Regions from separate parts of the Homo sapiens genome. Here regions 1 and 3 are each linked to region 2. A link is a loop called in an ENCODE intact Hi-C map of the cell type or tissue named here. Cell type or tissue: PC-3. All regions are shown on one strand.

Region 1 (5,000 bases), 320 kb after region 2:
AAATAAAGTAGAATTGGACCCAAAGTATAAAATAAATAACCGAGAATCCATACTGACATAAATAAATGGTTGGATAAATAAATGGGAGAGAAGCAATAAATCCCTCACACAGAAGCATTCCAAATGCTATATCCTAGATGTAGAAGATATTCCTTCCTCAAGTTGGGGCAGGGGAGCTTCATTCCCTACTGCTTCAGTGTGAGCTGGGCTTACTGATTTCCTTCCAAAGAGTACAGCATGGAAAAAGGAGGATAAAAGAGTAACTTTACAATGGAGAAATCTGGCAAATACTACCTCAGCCAGGTGATTAAGGTGAGTATCAACAGTCATAAATCATGTCGATAAAATGTACCCTTGGTATGACATAATAAAAATGGCATTTTACCTCTGTGGTCTTCCTCCACCAAACCTTTCCATAACCCTAGTCGTGACAAAAACAGCAGATAAATCCAAGTAGAGAGGCGTCCTATAAAATACCTAACCAGAATTATGAAAGCCATCAAAAACGAGTAAAGTATGAGAATCTGTCACCACAAGAGGACCCAAAGGAGACATGACTAGTAAACTCCTAAATATCATGTGACATCCCTGTATGGAATCCTGGTACTGAAAAAGGACATTAGGTAAGAACAAAGGAAATAAAAATAAATATGGACTCTAGCTAATTGGGAAAAATAATGAGCTAGAAGGATACCTCCCAGTATTATGATACAAGCTGGGGAGAGCAGTGTTGGCCATAGACATGAAGAAAGTGTACAATGAGGCTGTGTGGTGGTTCAAAGGAATTCTAGAAGAATCCAAAATGCCTTATATTTTTTAAACAACACTGGTACCTTATGTGATGAGGGTGAATCTGGGTAGCAGGCATATTATTATTGCTATACTATTCCTTAATTTTTCCATAAGTTTTAAATTTATCATGAAAAATAAGTAAATGTGTTTGTCAAAAGCAGGAAGCAGGTAACCCTTTGAGCTGCAAGCTGTCATCTCTGTACAATGGTTTTCCAGCTGAGCTCTGTAGTCCCATTTTTCTTATCACCGTCTCAAGGACCAGAGCACAGGTATAGAAGGCTGAGTGGGCAGGACTCCAGAAACTACTGTTGCTTCAACCAGAGCAATCTGCTCCCAACTGTTTTATCAACTGGGGTGACTATGTAATAAGGAAGGATGCTCCCTCTTAAAATGGATACTGCTGGTTGTGATTTTTTTTCCTTAAGAACAGCATCCTCCAATTTTAGCAGGACATGTGGGCACTCAGAATAAAATTCACATTGCCCATGCTTCCTTGCAGGTAAGAGTGGTCATCTGACCATCTAAGTTATAGAAAGTAGGATGTAAAGTATCCTTAAAGGAAGTGTCATTCTCTCTCCTGCCCTTTCCTGCTTCCTTCTGGCTGAAATATTGGATGCGATGCCTATAGCTTTCAGATTTTGTGAACATCTGGAACTGTGAGTTGACCTTCGGAAAGTAAGGAACACACGGTGGAGCACCAAGATGCAATATGAGAAAGAAATCAACCTGTGTCTTATTCATTTGGTGATTTAATTTTTTTTCTATTCCTTGGAGCCTAATCTAGTTCTAGCATGTCTAAAGAAATGTCACTCATTTGGATGCATTAATTGGGACAGACTGTGGGCCCAAAAGAGGATTTCCTCTAATCTCATGGGTTAGGGTGTTGATGTATAAGGGAGGCTGGTTTGGGATATGAACTATCTCTGAGACAGGAAAACCTTCATGCCCTAGCTTCCCAGACACTGTGGGTGAGAATGCTTTGGACCAATGGCTGTAGATTGTGTTATGAAAGGGCAATTACCTAAATGGTAGCGCCATATGAGCAGGAGCACAGATGACCATAGCTCTGCCTAACACAGAGCAAAAGAAGTTTCCATTCACCCCTCACATCTACAGTCTACCACCAGCCAAAAAATGGTAGTGTGTGCAGGTAGGTCTCTGCTGTGGTATTCCATGGACACACAACTGCCATGGCTTAGGGACTACAGTCTCCACCAGTGACACCATGTGGCAGCAACAGCAATGACAGCAGTAGAGGTCTTGGCTCCTGGTAAATGCATTAGGCTATTTTGGATTTTTTCTTCATGTGGTGTCTTACATGTCATGGACTGAATATACACTTTTAGCATTGTTGGGTTTGTTATGGGAAGGAAGGGTCCAAGTAGAAAAGAGAAACATTTTCATGACACCACGAGGGAACTTAGCACCATTTAATTTGAATATGAAAAGAGAGATGACCTGGGTTTGAACTCCTACATGGTGAAGTGGGACATATTGGTTACATGTGTAAGATTTCATTTAACATAAGGTTTTGCTGCTAAAGTAAATTTGAAAAATCACTGCCTTATTGTGAATGAAGCCTGAGGACCTTAAAGTTAATGCGTTAAAACTCCAGACTTCAAATCAGACACACAGCGTTTGAATCCCAGCTCCCCTGCCTCTTTCTATGCTCATGGACAACTAATGTAATGTTTCTGAAGCTCCATTGCCTCTTCCAGACAACGGGATAACTACATCTAGCTTTCCTATTTGGGGAGTTAAGGAAGATATTGTGCACAATGGATATCCGTGTGTGAAAGTAGTTAAGGTGAGTTAGCAATCAAATGACAAAAAGTGATGAACTATGAGTGGTACATAGAATCATGACTCCCCAAAGATGTCTAGGTTTCAATCCCAGGAACCTGTGAATATGTCATCTCACATGGCAAAAGGAACCCAGTTACCGTAATGCAGGAGCTGGATCTGTTTTAAAAGAGTTTGGGTCTTTCAGAACCACCAAGCAGTGAAGAGATCCTGAGCCACTATACAGTTAGTATTTGTGGTTGGAATAATTATGCCACTATATGTGTGACATGACCATGGCCCTTGGAAAGGACAGACATGCACACCATAAACTAACACCAACATTATATTCAAAGAAAGGGACTCAGGAGCAATGACAGTTATTTCAGTCACAAGCACTCCAGAGAGAAGGCAGGAAGACATCATGGTATGAAGGGAAAGGAAATACCTTTTCTAACTCAGTCAGTACCAGTGTGATCCTTGGCATAACACACTATCCTGGAGCCTTAGTGTCAATGTATTTGAAGTGAAATTGAATAATATATGTGGCTATGAGGTCCCTACCCAACCTAACTTTTAAAGCCTCTAAGTGGTAAGAACTCCATTTTACTGTCAAAGAGCTCACTGTATTAACATTTCTTTCTCTATGGGTAAACAAGTAAAAAGGTTTATAACCAAGTTACTTTCCTCTTGATGAGCTTTTTGTATGTTTTCTTACTTTCTAAGAAAAGCGCTATATTTTACCAAATTTTACTATTATAATTCCAAACATGAGCCATGATTCTCTAGACCCATTAGCCCTGTTAAACTATTCCCTAAGATATCACAAAAAAATACTTGGTCCTTTTTCTTATCTGCAGTTTCTTCCAACGTTTTTTTCAATCTCCTCCAGCATTTTATTTGCCGCCAAACTGATTCACAAGCCCTCTAAACTGTGAGGCACTGAGGTTTCTGACCAACGTACCAAAAACCTGGGACTCTGGGTTATGTTGAAATGAAAAGGAGATAATTCCGCAACCCTGTTAAAACTACTAAGACAAGATAGTCTCCACAGAAACCAAATATTTAAATTCTAAAATATTGAGGGATAATAGAGTCATTATTATTAAAGTGAAATCATTCAAGCCTCCTTTTGTTGGATATGTTGATTCATTCTTTCTAGTCCTGTGAATTGGACCTCCTAGAATAACCTGATTGGGGCAAATTCAACACATTTTAGTTCAATTTTCTCCAATTCAAACACAACTTGCACAATGAGGTGAGTTTCTAACAATTCAAAGGAACAAACCATTAAATTAAAATTCCTAACTTGATTGTTTGAATCACACTGGGCTAAATTTACATTCTCCGTAACACTGTGGGAATTCACTCTGTGGGAGATTTTTCTAGCTACATTTTTTTAAGCAAACCTTTTCTTTTCTCTTCTTCTTTTTAAGGGTGAATTAGTTGTTGCTGTACCTTTAATGATAAGAAGAAAGAAATAAAACTGGGCTCCAGGAAAAAACAATGAGGCAATAATTTTGAAATTAAAATACAGCGCATGATATATCAATATAATTGTCCTGCGTATGTGGAGATAACTCCGCTTTGATGGTGTTATTTCCTGAGCACGCAAAACCTAATAAAATCTGGAGGCCTGAATTGATGAGAAATTCAGCGTTAGAGATTATGAAAAACACACACTCAAATAGCCAAACAAAATTACTGAAAAACAATTTTAGTGCAGAATTATTTATCTAAGTAATGCAGGAGGATTTATAAAGATCTCTCAACATTAAAATAAATTACTTAAAACACTTAACTTCTTTGACAAAGGAAAATGCGATTATGTAACTAGCTGTTTGACCTTGACCAAGTCAGTTAATGCTTCTGTGCCTCAGATTCCTTAATGTTTTCTTAATCATCCTTAAGGAAACTTTTAATTCTAAAATGTCTATGATTGTATGCTTGTAGTGACAGGTTTTTTCCCCTTATCTTTTATCCATCTCATTTCTTCAAAATGAAATCATTATTTATGGAATAGAAAAGATTCAGTAGTGACCAGCTCACCAATTGATAATATAAATGCCAAATTGCAACAGAATCAGCCATGAAAGCATACAAGCAACCACGAAGTATACGAGGGAAAAAATCATCACGATGCTAGCCTTCCCTACACAAATGTAGTTTAACCACTTATTTGTTTGATGTGACGTTGTGTGTCATTGAACTGTTCCAAGTCTATTTTCTTTTTCTCAAACATAAAATGGAGGTAATAACAGTATTTGCTGCACAGGATTACTGGGAGGCTTAAATGAAACCCCAATGCCTGCCATGCAATAAAAGCTCCATAAATATTTCCCATTACTACCATCATCATCATAAATATTACAGATAAACTCTCAGCTGTGATCACCATTTGGGGAATAAATTTGAAGGAACTGGAC
Region 2 (5,000 bases):
TCAGACTCAGAGCAGGACTTACATCATCAGCCCCCAAAGTTCTCAAACCTTTGGGTTTGGACCAGGACTTCATCGGCTCCTCTGGTTCTCAGTGCTTCAGGTTTTGATTGAAACTATACCCTCAGTTTTCCTCCAAGCTTTTACTCTAATGTGCAGACAGCAGACTGTGAGATTTCTCAGCCTCTATAATTACATAAGGCAATCCCTCATAATAAATCTCTTTCTGTATGTTTATAATATATCCTACAGGTTCTGCCTCTCTGTAGAACCCTAATACAAAAACAAATTACCATAGTTTTGATTTAATGTCTTCTAGTTTCTATCATTAATGAGAGAGATGAATTGTAGATGGTCTTAAACTTTTTAGGTCTCAATTCTATGCACTTATTTATTTAACAAATATTACTGAGCATCTACTCAGGGTAAACCTTTGTTATGTAAACAGAATAGGTTCATTGCCAGAAGCACACAGCAAGTCACTATGCTGAGACACTGGGTTGCAGCAGAGAAAGAGGTTTCATTGTAAGGTCACCAAATGAGGAGATGGCAGGGAACCTCAAATCCATCTCTCTAAGGAATTTAGTGTTAGGGCTTTTAAGGGTTTTGGAGTGGGTTGAAGAGTGATCATTGATTGGTTGACGAGTGCAGGGTGAAGTCAAGAAACAGGGAGATGAATCAGCTGTATTCTCATGCTGATCCCATTCATCTGTGGGAGTCTGTGGGAGTTGCTGGAATTTGAGTCTGAAAAACATCTAAAGCAATGATTAAACAGAAGCCTTATGATTCCAATGTCAGAGTCCTATCTATAAGAAAACCGGGGATGCAAATGGTCAGAATCATTCCATGCAAGGAAATGGTAAGTTCAAGATGGTGGTTATCTCTGGGGAGGGAAGGAAGAGACTTGACACTGGACAAAGGTAGCAAAGGGGGATGGCAGTTCTGTAGTGATTTTTACAGATTGAATTTTAGCCACAAAGAAGTGGGACAAAGTGCAAACCAGATTAATGCTTAATTATAACTATATTTCTGCCCAGAATCTGGCATGTAATTCTTGTTAGTCCTGTGGGGATAGTTTCAGTCAGGTGCTGTGGAAAATGCCATACCAAAAGGAAAAAATACACAATCTTCTCTCACCACAAAAATATAACATACTAGGATACATATACATCCTACTTGTATATGTAAAATATATAATTTATATTTATTATTTTTTATATTATATATAAAAATAATTTAAATGCTATAAGACAAGTGTATCAAAAATGCTAAGATACTCAAGAGGGAGAGGCATTATTGGTTGGAGTGTGCAGGGGAGAAAAAGAGGAACAGGGAGAAGGTTTCTTGTAAAGGGAGGTTTGGGGTGGGGCTGGAGGGATGGTAAGGCACTACAAAGTAAGAAAGTTGTCTAACAAAGAATAGAGAAAAAAGAGACATTTTTGTCCAACAGTGGCAATTCCTACTTGGCTGCATTGCAGGTTATATGCATCAGGAATAGAGGGAGTAAATTCAGGGAGATAAATTGGGACAGAGCACTGAAAATTTTGAATCTCCAGATAATGAGATTAAACCTTATTTACAAGGTACTAGCAAGTTACAGAATCTCTTTAAGCAGATGTTTGGCATGATGTGAGCTGCACTTTGGGAGAATTACTCTGGCATCATGGGTAAGATGATTTGGACAGGAAAGAGTGCAAGAGCAGCTTCAGTCTTCAGGCCACAGTAGCATAATAGCTCAGGTGAAAAAAAATCATGGGCCTGCCCTGGCGCAGTGGCTCAGGCCTGTAATTCCAGCACTTTGGGAGGCCGAGGTGGGTGAATCACCTGAGGTCGGGAGTTCGAGACCCACCTGGCCAACATGGAGAAACCCTGTCTCTACTAAAAATACAAAATTAGCTGGGTATGGTGGTGCATGCCTGTAATCCCAACTACTGCAGAGGCTGAGGCAGGATAATCGCTTGAACCTGGGAGGCGGAGGTTGCAGTGAGCCAAGATGGTGCCATTGCACTCCAGCCTGGGCAACAAGAGCGAAACTCCAACTCAAAACAAAAACAAAAACAAAAACAAAAACAAAAAACAAACAAAAAAAACATGGGTCTGAACAAGGGGATTAATAATAACGGATAGAAGTGAATACATTTTTTTAAATGAAGAACTGATGAGGAGGTTGGGAGGCAGCTGGGAGGGTATCAGTTGTGGCTTACTTTTTGAATCCCCCCAAATTCCCATAGACCAGGGTTTCTCAACCTCACCACTATTGACATTTAGACTGGATAAGTTTTAGTTGTGAAGGACTGTCCTGTGCATGTTTAATAGCATCCCTGGTCTTTGTCCACTAGATGCTAGTATTACCTCTCCTCCAGTGTGAAAGCCAAAACTGCCACTGATATTGGTTAATTCCTTTGGGGGACAAAGTTATCCCCAGTGGAGAATCACTGCCCTATATAAAACCAATAGAGCCACTATGATAAAAAATTCAAAAAAATCCATAGACAGTATCTATTCATATCTGCTATCTATCTATCTATCTCTATATATAACTAAATGTTAAGCTATTTCCAAAGACTCCAAAATATAAGGGATTAGAAAAAAGCCCTGAGAGCCATCAGACATGAGCAGTATCAGCATCTCTGTAGAAGGAAGTAAAAGAAAGACAATGTGGGTTGTGAGGATTCTGATACCAGAATATTCCATATTTCTTATAGATATACACTGGAAAACGACTGAACTGGGTAAGAGTCTTGCAGGCTCTGAATCATGGGTGAGAGCAAGGGGACCATGTTTGATAGGATCTAATGGTGCTGGAATAATCTGGGCCCTCTAAGCCATTGATGATAACAAGCCAACCTTCCCTTCCAGGAGAAATTGTTAGCATGAGCTTCACATTGAGAAGAACAGGGACAAAAAGAGCAGGAAAAAAATAAAAAAGAAAAAAAGAAAACTCCAGATGAAAAGGGATTAGGGAATAGAAGAGAGAGATTCCACAAAATGCAAGCCTATGTATATTTAAGTTACTTTAAGGTAAGAAACAGAAGAGGGAGTCCTAGAGTCATGAGTCTAGAAAAGTTACTTCGCCCTTTCCTCCCTCCTAAAAGTACACAAAAACTCATTTACTTAAGCATGAGCAAAGCAAAAAGTATGCAGTCTCAGAAGAATGAGAAGCAGAATGAATTCCCTATGACCTGGGAGGCACAAAGAATGACATGCCCTCAAAAACAGATGAAGACTGAAGCCCGGTATTTCAAAATGAGCTAAAATAAACCAAGCTAATGGTAGAAGCTGTGACAAGAAATCACAAATAGAATAACTCAGAAATGAGATGATTAAGGAAGATTTAAAATTAGAGTTACATAAGTTGAGAAAAAACTAGAAATAAATAAAATCATTTCACTAAAGAAGTTGAGCCAAGAGGAACACAAAAGCAAATAAACAGAATAGTGCAATGAGAGAAACAGAACATAGAAAGGAAGAAAAAAAATTTTAATCAAAATGATGTAAATAAAGCGTTAAAAAAATAAAGCACCTGAGAGAAAATGATGGTTTAGAAATTTCAACGTATGTCTAATACAGGGGTTCCTAACCCAGGGTCCATGGATGTCAGGGTTTATGGGTAAAATTTAGGTGGTGCAATGAACTTGGTTAAGAAATATATTATGTATATATTTTTACTGACCTCTGGCTGAAATTTAACGTTTTTCTTTAATTATCAACATATGCACCAAACCACAGTAGTACTGACAGTATCTACGATTTTATCACCAAAAATGATCACAAAAGTCAAAATGCCAAATTACAGTTTGGAAAAACAGCTCCAAATACCATTTATGCTCATCACTTTTTTCAATTTGTAGTTGTTAACTATATTTAGATCTCATTAATTAAGAACTATATCTCATTACTTAATAGTTAATAAAGAGTTAATAACTGCAACATAATTTTAAATTATTTTGACAACTGTATTTCAATATAATTAGTTTCCTTTGAAATGCTGTATGTTCTCCTTTATACATCTAAAAATATTATTCTGTGAAACACTCCATTGTTTTTGCCAGACTGCTGCTTCCATGATACAACAAATTTGGTAACTACTGTTATATAAAAGGAATCTCTGAAGAGAAATTATAATTTGAAAACTTTCCTAAAATAAAAACAATTAGAAATTATGTATTAAGAGGACTTGAAATTTGACCCATAATGGCCAACACCATCCTTTAAAATAAATATCTTTAGGCTATCCCACCAAAAAGATAAGTAGAAAGAAAGTTAGATTGTCATCAGAATTTTTAACAGACATACTTTTAGGGCCAAAAATATTATAGTAATATATTTAAGATACTCACAAGAAGAAAATGTCAGCCAAGAATCTTATGTTCAGCCAAACTGACCTTTAAGTACAAAAAGCCTATGGTCAATTGATGTCAACATGCAAAAACACAGAGAACATTGTTCTCATGTGCTCTTCTTAAGGAGTCTACCAAACCACAAAGAAATAAGAATGGATTTAAGAGCAAGTGTTCAAAACTTTTATGGCACTTTGACATTGCCATGACATCCAAGTACATGAATCATTTCTCAAGTAATTTGTTTTCATTGTATTTTACTAAAGTATTGTTCCATGAAAGATTATTATAAAGTTTTAAAAAATCCCTGTACTAAAATATGAGCTTCAGACAACCAAATTTACTGAAAGCATGGGTAAAGAACATTAAATATCAATATACTTGTACAATCAAGACCAAAAATACACTATAAATGAGGCAGTCTAGTATGTAATGTCTACATGCTCTGACAATGCAGATAATATGACTATGTTTTAAATGAGGGAATGAGGAATAAGGAAATTACATGAAAGTTGGCTTCTAGTTTTGCCCACTGAAAAGGCCTAGAAACAGTGATCAAGTTATTAATAATAAGCATATGTGGCATGCAGCTTGTAGTCTTTAAATGCTATTTCCTACTCCTCGGATGTGGATGGTTGCAAGCTTAGGCAGAAATGTGTATGA
Region 3 (5,000 bases), 80 kb before region 2:
TGACCTTTGCCCATCCTGTAACTTTTCTCCAGGTGTTAGGTCTAATCATTACAGCTAGACCCACCTACTATACATATGTGAGTTAATTTTTACAAAAATCCTATGAGATTGAAAACATAATCCTCATTTATAAATGGGGATAGTGAACTTCAGAAAGATGAAATAAATTGGCCAAATAATGGCACTGGGATTCAACATTTCATGGCATCAACATTTTTTGACCAGTTTTTCCCACTATCTCATAGTTTTTGTCCTTTGAAACTACATAATGTGGCTAACAAATTCAGTTTAAGAAAACGATGCCTCCCTCTGTGCTTCCACCATATTTTGGTTCGTCTTTACACAAAAATTGAGGCATCCCATAGAGCCCTGGAACATGGACTCAGAAAGGATTTGGAGCCAGGAAAAGGCAAGGCCCCAGAACTTCAGGAAGACACACTTTTAGTTTCCCATTCCTGCTTTCCACTCCATCCCTTCTCCCCCTGCAGACTGGATTTCTCACTATGTCAGCAGACAGCCTCCTCACAACTCCTGAGGTCAAGAGAGAAGCCTGCACTTGAATAGAATTTTAATTGTGATTCCAGCTCACCAGGAAGAGGAACCTGATTGGCTCAGCTTGGATCAAGTGACCACAATGTTTAATCAAGTGCAAGCCATAATCATGGTTGCCTAGGGACCACCTTTATGAGTGATAAAAAATGACCACAAAAAACTTAAACATTAAAAAATTTTTTATTAGTCAATAAAATATAATCACTGGATTTTGTTCAGATTAGGGTCCATGTTTTTAGTCTGGTTAATTCTTAATTTTTTTTTCTTGTTGGGTGTTATTTCAAATTACCTATGTGCAGATATGCAGTCAAGGAAATGTTGTTAATGATAAATATAAAAAACAGCTTTTCTCCCAATGCCTAGAACTGCCATCGTTCAGTAAAGTGACAGCATGCTTGTCTCCCCCTCACATCCATTTTCTTAGGAAAAGAGTAACTCTTCTAACTCCTTGCAGAAAATTTTACACTTTGATGAGAATGAGAGTAATGCCTTCCTTGAAAACAAGTTTAAAGAAGGTGAAATGAGGCCGGACACAGTGGCTCACACCTGTAATCCCGGCACTTTGGGAGGCTGAAGCAGGTGGATCACTTGAGGTCAGGAGTTCGAGACCAGTCTAGACAACATGGTGAAACCCCGCCTCTACTAAAAATACAAAAATTAGCCAGGCATGGTGGCAGTTGCCTGTAATCCCAGCTACTGGGGAGGCTGAGGCAGGATAATCACTTGAATCTGGGAGGCGGAGGTTGCAGTGAGCCGAGATCATACCATTTTACTCCAGCCTGGGAGACAGAGTGATACTCTGTCTCAAAATAAAATAACGTGAAATGTTGCATGAAGTCACTTGTACCTACCGGGAATGAGAAGGACACTCCACCAGAGGCCAAGGATCCGAGCTGCAGGCTGTACTTTTCACAGCTGTGTCCAGATGTAGAACCACACAGGCAGGTTACGTGGTTGGTGAAGACACATGCTTTGATCATGCCAAAGCCTGTAGCAGTTTGTAGGCAAAGAAGTGCTGTGAAAGCTGTGTCCTCCTGGTTTTTTCCTGGAAATAGCTCAGGGACAATGGAAGCTGCAAATTAATAGCCACACCTGCTTGACAGCAGCTGTGGTCTCCTGTGGGCTATAGGTTCTTAATGACTCCGCTAGTGAGGTAAGCATAGGGAATACAGTCCAGCATGAATGCAGAATCGTAAATGATACAGACTCAGACATATTATAGTTACATCTACATGAAAGCAAGTTATTTCTTTTTTCTGGGTCTCAGTTTCTTCATCTGTAATATGGGGAGAATAAATATCTTCCTTACAAATTTAAGTAATAACTGAGCAAAAAAATACATGTATGGTGTATATTACATTTCAATGGATACAGCAGGCACATAATAAGTGGTAGCAATGAAGCTATTTGCTTTGCTCTACCTTGGTCATGAATAACATGAATAATTGGTAAAGCCTCAGAAGAAGATGCTTATCAATGCTTTTGTGATTGCTCTCATCCCTATTTTCACTGGAAATAAAATAGCCCACATCGGTGACCAAACAGTGATTCTTTTTTTTTTTTTTTTTTTTTTTTTGAGATGGAATCTCGCTCTGTCACCCAGGCTGGAGTGCAGTGGCGCGATCTCCGCTCACTGCAAGCTCTGCCTCCCGGGTTCACGTCATTCTCCTGCCTCAGCCTCCTGAGTAGCTGGGGCCACAGGCATCCACCACCACGCCTGGCTAATTTTTTGTATTTTTTTTAGTGGAGACGGGGTTTCACCGTGTTAGCTAGGATGATCTCGATCTCCTGACCTCGTGATCCGCCCGCCTCAGCTCCCCCAAAGTGCTGGGATTACAGGCGTGAGCCAGCACGCCCGGCCAACAGTCATTCTTTACTATTCTTATTTGTGAACACTCACCTTGTGCTGCCATCTGGAGGCCAGGCTGGTAGAGAAGGGACTGGGTCCAATTTCAGGTCTACCGCTAAACTCAGCAGCTGTGTAAGCTCTGAAAAATGGCTTAACTTATCTGTGCCTCAGGCTCTTCATCAAACATCTGGCTTTTATCACAGGTTTGTTACAACCAGTAGAAACCACAGCTGGAAAAGTACTTTGGGGATGTGACTACAAGATACACAGCAGTAAACACGCTGCTGAGATATTCACCCAGACTCCCCATAAACAGAGAATGCTCTGGGAGAAGTTCAGAAGGAAAAACCCCGATTTCTGCAAGAAATCTAGCTGTCTTCTATGGGCTAAATCTACAGATTTACTCTTATTGGAGTTAATTCCATTTTCCCAGGAATAGGAGTAAAAACAATTTCATCAGGATCCTTAACTATAATTCTTCAAACATAACTGGTGCTTGTCAGCTAGTCATTGCTTAGTTGCTTGAATGTGCATGTTCACAGATACTAGTATTCCCGATTTAAATTTCCTCTCCTAGGCATCAACTACAAATTTTCTCCTCATTGCTCCTCAAGAGGGTGCATTTCCTCATGGAATTCAAGGCCACTATATTAATGGAACTCCAGGGGAAGGGATGGAGGGGTCACAGTCCTCCCCCTGCCTGTGGTCCTTTCGTCTCATTTTTTTTTTTAGAGCACATGAAGTTGGGCTGACACTGCTTTTGCTTCAGAATACACCCTTTAGCATTGTCATCATCACCATCCTTATAAAGTATCAATAAGTAGGAAATACTCTTCAAATCTTTGGTGAAAGTGGTCATATTTATTTTTCAACAAAAATGTTTGAGTTCTATATATCAGAATAGCATGACGTTTTCTATCTCTTGATTTGATTCTCCATTCTTTGAATTTTCCAAAAACCAAAAATTAGGTTCTAGGAGCACAAAAGAATATGAAAGTCATTCAGGCATACACACACAGTCACTATCACGAGAACAGCATGGGGGTAACTGCTTCCATGATTCAATTACCACCCACTGGGTCCCTCCCAAGATATGTGGGGATTATGGGAGCTACAATTCAAGAGGAGATTTTGGTGGGGACACAGCCAAACTGTATCTTTCTGCTCCTGGCCCCTCCCAAATCTCATATCCTCTCATTTCCAAACACAATCATGCCTTTCCAACAGTCCCTCAAAGTCTTAGCTCATTCCAGCATTAACCCAAAAAACCAAGTCCAAAATCTCATCTGAGACAAGGTAAGTCCCCTCTGCCTATGAGCCTATAAAATCAACAGCTAGTTAGTTACTTCCTAGATACAACAGGGGTACAGACATTGGGAAAACACACCTGTTTCAAATGGCAGAAACTGACCGAAACAAAGGGGCTACAGGCCCCATGCAAGTCTGAAATCCAATAGGGCAGTCATTAAACCTTAAAGTTCCAAAATGATCTTCTTGGACTCCATGTCTCACATCCAGGTCACGCTAATGCAACAGGTGGGCTCCCATGGCTTTGGGCATCTCCACCCCTGTGTGGCTTTGCAGGGTACAGCTCCCCTCCTAGCTGCTTTCATGGGCTGGCGTTGAGTGTCTATGGCTTTTCCAGGTGCATGCATAGTGCAAGCTGTTGGTGGATCTACCATTCTGGGGTATGGAGGACTATAGCCCTCTTTTCTTTGCTCCACTGGTCAGTGCAACAGTGGGGACTCTGTGCGGGGACTTCAACCCCACATTTCCCTTCTGCTCTGCCCTAGCAGAGGTTCTCCCACAAGGGCTCCATCCCTGCAGTAAACTTCTGTCTGAACATCCAGGCATTTTCATACATCCAGCCAAAGTTTCCTGAACCTCAGTTCTTGTCTTCTGCATACTCACAGAACCAACACCATGTGGAAGCTGCCAAGGCTTGGAGCTTGCACCCTCGGAAGCAATGGCCAGAACTGTACCTTGGCCCCTTTTAGCCATGGCTGGAGTGGCTGGGGTGCAGGGCACCAACTCCAGAGGCTGCACACAGCAGGGGGCCCCTAGAACTGGCCCAGGAAACTATTTTTCCCTCCTAGTCTTCCAGGCCTGTGATGGGAGGGGCTACTGTGAAGGTCTCTGACATGCCCTGGAGACATTTTCCCCATTGTCTTGGTGATTAACATTTGGCTCCTCATTACTGACGCAAATTTCTGCAGCCAACTTGAATTTCTTCCCAGAAAATGGGCTTTTCTTTCCTACTGCATCATCAGGCTGCAAATTTTCTAAACTTTTATTTTCTGTCACCACTTGAATGCTTTGCTTCTTAGAAATTTCTTCTGCCAGATACCCTAAATCATCTCTCAAGTTCAAAGTTCCATAGATTTCTAGGGTAGGGGCAAACAGCTGACAGTCTCTTGCTAAAGCATAGCAAGAGTGACCTTTACTCTAGTTCCCAACAAGTTCCTCATCTTCATCTGAGATCACCTCAGGCTGGACTTCATTGTTCATATTACTATCAGCATTTTGGTTAAAGCAATTCAACAAGTGTCTAGGGAAGTTCCAAACTTTCCCACATCTCCCTGTCTTCTGAATCTTCCAA

The links. Peaks named below come from ENCODE experiments on the same cell type or tissue, not always from the same donor. Only the 100,000 strongest peaks of a DNase experiment are listed, where the experiment ranks them.
Region 1: it touches region 2 in a loop (10-fold over the local background); 3 of 110 quality-filtered maps call a loop at or near these places.
Region 3: it touches region 2 in a loop (2.8-fold over the local background); 2 of 110 quality-filtered maps call a loop at or near these places.

The regions. Positions count from the first base shown.
Region 1 is chr10:61,590,761-61,595,760 of GRCh38, forward strand. No RefSeq gene overlaps it. Among named protein-coding and RNA genes, the nearest start is that of CABCOCO1, 70 kb to the right of the region's middle. In PC-3, CTCF peaks have their summits at 2,029 (motif pointing left) and 2,234; DNase peaks (open chromatin) are centred at 361 and 2,021.
Region 2 is chr10:61,268,528-61,273,527 of GRCh38, forward strand. No RefSeq gene overlaps it. Among named protein-coding and RNA genes, the nearest start is that of TMEM26-AS1, 180 kb to the right of the region's middle. In PC-3, CTCF peaks have their summits at 3,016 and 4,038; a DNase peak (open chromatin) is centred at 3,104; H3K4me3 peaks cover 348 bases; H3K27ac peaks cover 347 bases.
Region 3 is chr10:61,188,295-61,193,294 of GRCh38, forward strand. No RefSeq gene overlaps it. Among named protein-coding and RNA genes, the nearest start is that of LINC00845, 170 kb to the left of the region's middle. In PC-3, a CTCF peak has its summit at 2,485 (motif pointing left); a DNase peak (open chromatin) is centred at 2,477.